Regions from separate parts of the Homo sapiens genome. Here region 1 is linked to region 2. Evidence: chromatin contacts called from ENCODE Hi-C or POLR2A ChIA-PET data. All regions are on one chromosome and are shown on one strand. Each heading gives the region's core, a stretch centred on a gene start or an enhancer-like site at or near the end of the contact. The rest is flanking DNA. Distances are from core to core; before and after follow the strand shown. Region 1 has its middle 25 kb from the start of UACA. Region 2 overlaps UACA (uveal autoantigen with coiled-coil domains and ankyrin repeats).

What was found. A loop is a pair of places that touch in the nucleus more often than their neighbours do. ChIA-PET counts read pairs that join two places held with the same protein, here RNA polymerase II (POLR2A).
Region 1: a loop to region 2 is called in a map of Caco-2, with 4 times the contacts of the local background. The contact joins two enhancer-like sites. A Hi-C loop is called at or near these places in 1 of 168 maps with a recorded cell type or tissue (Caco-2). POLR2A ChIA-PET finds 5 or more read pairs at or near these places in 4 of 52 experiments (A549, AG04450, HEK293 and 1 more).

Annotation. Positions count from the first base shown.
Region 1 is chr15:70,786,928-70,789,642 of GRCh38, reverse strand. No RefSeq gene overlaps it. Among named protein-coding and RNA genes, the nearest start is that of UACA, 25 kb to the right of the region's middle. Within about 2 kb of position 1,384, at least 3 of the 41 ENCODE cell types and tissues checked have a DNase peak (open chromatin) inside an H3K27ac peak, as active enhancers do.
Region 2 is chr15:70,713,114-70,715,963 of GRCh38, reverse strand. All of the region lies in intron 1 of UACA (uveal autoantigen with coiled-coil domains and ankyrin repeats), which reads left to right. Among named protein-coding and RNA genes, the nearest start is that of UACA, 49 kb to the left of the region's middle. RefSeq lists an enhancer at 2,169-2,708. Within about 2 kb of position 1,268, at least 5 of the 41 ENCODE cell types and tissues checked have a DNase peak (open chromatin) inside an H3K27ac peak, as active enhancers do.

The sequences.
Region 1 (2,715 bases), core at 135-2,634, 74 kb before region 2:
CCTTACAATAAATGTGAGCTATGCATGTATTTAAGAAACATTATTAAAAGCAAGTAAGATAATTATTTACATTCTTATTGCAGTTCAGAGCCATGGGTAGCTGGAGCCTGTCCCAGCAGCTCAGGGTGCAAGGTGGGAACCCACCCTGGAGAGGGTGCCATTATCTCACAGCGTGCAGCCACACCCACACTCACACCCACACTCACTCATCCTGAGATGAGGTAGACATGCAAATTCACCTCATGTGCATATCTTTGGGATGTGGGAGGAAACCCACGCAGACATGAGGAGAACAAGCAAACTCCACACAGATGTCGGCCCCAGACAAGAATTTATTTTTTTTTTTTCTTATCAACATTATAACAGAGGCCGGGTACAGTAGCTCATGCCTGTAATCCCAGCACTTTGAGAGGCTGAGGCAGGTAGACACTTGAGGTCAGGAGTTTGAGACAGGGTTCTCTACTAAAATTACAAAAATTAGCCAGGTGTGGTGGCACGTGCCTGTAATTCCAGCTGCTCCGGGCTGAGGTAGGAGAATTGCTTGAACCCGGGAGGCGGAGGTTGCAGTGAGCTGAGATCATGCCACTGAACTCCAGAACTCCAGCCTGGGCAACAGAGTGAGACTCCAACTCAGAGAAAAAAAAGAAAAAAAAAAAGGACAACGTTATTCAAGGCCTTGTTATCCTGTAAAATAAGAGTCACTTGAACCCAAGCACCGTGATACGTGACAGTCGTCTTATAACAGAGATGGCTATCTAGTGACTAACGAGCAGGTAGTGTCTGCAGTGTGGATCCACTGAACACAGGGAGGGTCCACATCCCAGGCTGGATAAAGTGGGACAGTGCACATTTTAAAACTCATGAATTGGTTATTTCTGGAATTTTCCATTTCATATTTTCAAACCTTGGTTGACTGTGGGTAACAAACATCAGAAAGCCAAACCATAGATAAGTGGGGAGGAGACTACCATTTGAGACATGTCTGAGTCATCTTACAGATATAAGGATTTGTGATGCTTAGCATAACCCATAGTTTACAAGAGGTCTAGGGTCCAAAGGTTGGGAACCACTGACCTATTGCATTTATTGACAATGAATCACAGTCCTGGTGATGTTGCTTGCAACTGTCACCTAACTCTTCAGGTCTCACCATCTCCCTCAATTACACTGAATCTTTCCTGAGGACAGGAACGTCCACTTATATGCCTTTGTACACCCACAATGCTAATGGACCCATCAATTAAGGACCATTAATTGAGCACTACCCATGAGGAGGACACTGAATTAGATTCTGTGGGAGGTAGGAAGTGCAGAGTCCAGTTTCTGCCCTTCAGATCTCACATCTGGTTAGAGATATGGCAAATGCCTTTGAGAAATGAGGTAACAATTTAATGGCTAAACTTCAGAGTGAAAGAGAGGTTATGGGATAGATTAGGAAATGAGTTGAACAGATGCTGACTGCTATGAGTACAGAAAAGGAGGAGTTAAGAGTATGCTGCTGAGCTGGAAAACTATGTAGAGGGGTTTGAGTGTGTGAGCCTGAAAAAGGATTAGTACTCAGGCACTTCTTTCAACTCCTGGAAGGTGCTCAGAGAGTAACTGAACAAATACATGCATAAGAGAAACACTTTTGGTCATTTGCTCCAAGATAGGCACAAAGTGAAACCCTTACTTTTTTTTTTTTTTTTTTTTTTTTTGAGATGGAGTCTTGCTCTGTAGCCCAGGCTGGAGTGCAGTGGAGCGACCTCAGCTCACTGCAACCTCCGCCTCCCAGGTTCAGTGATTCTCCTGCCTCAGCCTCCCAAGTAGCTGGGATTACAGGCACCTGCCACCAGGCCTGGCTAATTTTTGTATTTTTAGTAGAGACAGGGTTTTGCCATGTTGGCCAGCTGGTCTTAAACTCCTGACCTCAGGTAATCCACCCGCCTCAGCCTCCCAAAGTGCTGGGATTACAGGCGTGAGGCAATGCATCTGGCTGTGAAACCCTTACTCTTAAAGAACAACATTTACTCTGAAACATACAGAAGTCAATTTTTTGAAGGTGGCAGTGGATGAAGAGGAGATGTGCCCTGAATCCCATGATCTCTTAAGATGTCGCTGGGGTCCAGAAATTGTTTAGGTGAAACTTTCACAGAAGAGAGCACTGATGCTTCAATAGTGAAGTGAGTTGGCCAGGATCATACAATCAGTTAGTTCGCAGCAGAGCTGGGACTTGACCTCTAAGAGCTGGACTTCAGGGCTAGTGTTCTTTCCACTTGATCTTGTTACTCCTAGAATCCCCTCCTTTTTCTTGAACTTGTCAAAACAATTTGTCTAAAAGGAGTTTGCCCAAGCCGAATCCATTACACCACCCTGTTCTAATTGAAATGCTAGACTGATCTTTATTCGCTTACTATCTGAACAGGCCTTAATTAGAAATTAGGAGCAACGCCTGGGTCCTGGCCAATGCCTCAAAGAAACTGTATTGGCACCCGCAATGCTAAAACCATGGTTGTTAAAGACAAACTGCTAATTACAAAATCCAAACCACTGCTTTGTGGGTTGTGGGGATCTCAAGAGAGTGGGTGGGAGATGGGGCCAATTCTGGAGGGGCCTCCTTTATTGCCATTGATTTTTGGCCACAACAGAGAGCTGCCTCCTTTTTTTTTCTTTTTTTTTTGAGACAGAGTTTTGCTCTTGTCGCCCAGGCTGGAGTGCAATGGTGCAATCTTGGCT
Region 2 (2,850 bases), core at 19-2,518:
CCTTAAATTAGTTCCTTTATATCCCATTTGGAAAGTAGAAATAACAGTTTGACTTAACTTGAAGGGTTCTTCTTCAAGTTTAAGAATTGTGTATATACAACACTTAAGAGGTTTTTTCTAAACAATTTTGAAATATAATCCTTATTTATAATGCTGTGTTTTTATTATAGATCTAAATATGAGAACAAACATTCTTTCTCATTATTAATTTGGCCATGTATTTTTAATATGGGAGACATGTATTAAGACTCACTGGAAGGAAATCCTGTGTGAAATAGCTGTGTTTGGGGGAAAGTTATGCATTGGTGCAGAAGTATTATTCATTTAATAAATAAAAGGAAGAGCAGCTAACTTTTAATATGTTTACAAAAACATATGCTTTCCTGTAACCCTCTGCTTTTATATATATAACCTTATAATTCCCATTTTACATTATAAAAATATTGGCTAATAGTGTAATGTTTGTTTTCAGTTTAGTACTTGAAGAGTCTTTTGAGTTGTAGCGAACCTATTTTTGTTTAATTAATATTTCTTTACAAAGCCAAAGGTACAAAAATATCTTTTGTTTGTTTTTATTGTAATCAAACCCCATCAGAGGCTCTTTAATAAGTGTATCTGTTTTGCCTTTTACTTTGTTGAGAATAAACATAGCTTTCTAAAACTCTCCTGTTTTGAGATACATATCAAACATTGGCAAAAATATTTGTTAAAATTCACCGTAACTATTACTGTGTTCATTGGTATATATAGGGATAGAAGGCACAGTGACCCTCCTTGGTTTTTAGCTTTATATTTAAAAAATTTTACTTATGACATTTAGGCTTTTTAAGAACTCTTGTCGAATACACTTTTCAAAAAATACCAAGGAACAAAATTTATTTTTTTCCAAATAACCAATTGTGTAGTATTTTTAAGGGAATATTAAACAAAATCTTATCCAGCCTGAAAGCTTCATTCTTGTATGATACACATTATAATTTGTTCTGTTTAAGATCTATGTATATATTTACTTAGTAATTTAATGCATCTCCTCTTGAGGAAGGGTAAAATAAGTAATATTACAGTACAAATGATAACTGTTAAACGTGGAGAAGCCACATCTTGTCTATATTTTACATAAACTGTTTTAAGTGCCCAGACAGTTCTAATAAAGTAACAAATACCTGCATTAGGGAGGGGCAGACAGTCTGGTATTTGTACAACAGACTAGAATAGAATCAAACCGGGTGGTTAGGAAATCTTGGCAAAGCAGTGGTTTCTGAGTCTTTCTGACTCCAGTTCTTCAATTTTTTTTTTCAGATTTCATGGCCACCTTAGATGCTGAAGAGGTTAGATTTATTATTTAAAACATCATCATCTTTTTTGTCCTTTATATTTTTATGTAGAAGAATCCGGTAAAGTGAGATTAAGCCTGTTCTTGCCTTGGTCAGGAAAATGATTGATAGGATATAATTTTCCCTTTCTTCTGTTTGTTCCATTGAGTCCAAACTACATACTTTCAAATCATACAGTGGAAGGATAACAGAAGTGAATGAGGCATAATTAACTAAGGATAAGGGAAATAATAAAGAGAAGAGAGTCAGGGGTCAGGGAGAAAGAAGCTGGCTGTACAGCTTTTGTTTCCCCGGTATATTTTAACATTCTTTTCCTTTTCTATTACATAAGCTCTAATTTGCTGTTATGTAAGTGGGAGTAATAAATAACCTTTGGACTAAATGGAATGGGGGAAATATTTCTAGCCATCATCAATCCAGTGAACTGTAGAACAGTTCTTAATTGTGCAGCCTAATCTTCAAGGAATGTTTATGCTTCGTAAGCTTTGCTGTCTGCTGTTTTGAATTGTGATAGAGCTTGTGTAACAGAGAATGTTGGTAATTATAGGGTACTATAGAAGCCTGTGTACTTTTTTAATTAGGTGTTTTGGGGGAATTTGCCTAAACATCAATGATGTTTAGTTTTATTTAGGATATATATTTTTCCCATTGGAGAAGACTTTCTTTTCTTGGAGCCTTATCTGGAGGATGGTGACTTTATGAAACTCTGTTTTGGGGAGTGCTATTTTTATGGTTGTTTTTTTAGCATGGTTCATTGTAAAGTTTATTTAGATTTCTAGGTTTGAAGTGGGTGAGGTATATAAGATATCTATTATATTAAGGTAATTGATCCATCTTATAAACATTTCAAAGCAAGTTAAGATTCAGCTGGTAATATTGCTCAATATAAATTCTTGGAAGTGAAAAAAAATAGTATGTCAGGATGAGTTATTTTTGTAGACTTGATTCCAAAGTGACCAAAAGAACTTCATGAAACTACAGTTGCCTTAATCCTTCAAGAAGTCCCTTTTGAAAAATGTTTACGATAAAACTGAGGAATCCCATATTATAGATCTGGTGGTGTCTGCCTTCTTATCTCATCCTGGGATTGTCTTACTCATTATGCATCAGCTACATTGGCCTTCTTTCAGACATCCAAGCTCCTTTCACTAGTTGTTCCCACTGTCTGGGATGTAAATTCCTTGTCACTCGGCTATCACCGTCAAGATCACATTCTTACAACAGCCTTTTTCAGTTACCCAACCTAACAGTCAACTCTCAGCATTTTCATCACATCTCCTTCCCTATTCTTTCTCGCTCTGTCGCCCAGGCTGGAGTGCAGTGGCGCGATCTCGGCTCACTGCAGGCTCTGCCTCCTGGGTTCGCGCCATTCTGCCTCAGCCTCCCGAGTAGCTGGGACTACAGGCGCCGGCCACCGCGCGCGGCTAATTTTTTGTATTTTTAGTAGAGACTACTAAAAATACATCACTGTGTTAGCCAGGATGGTCTCAATCTCCTGACCTCATGATCCGCCCGC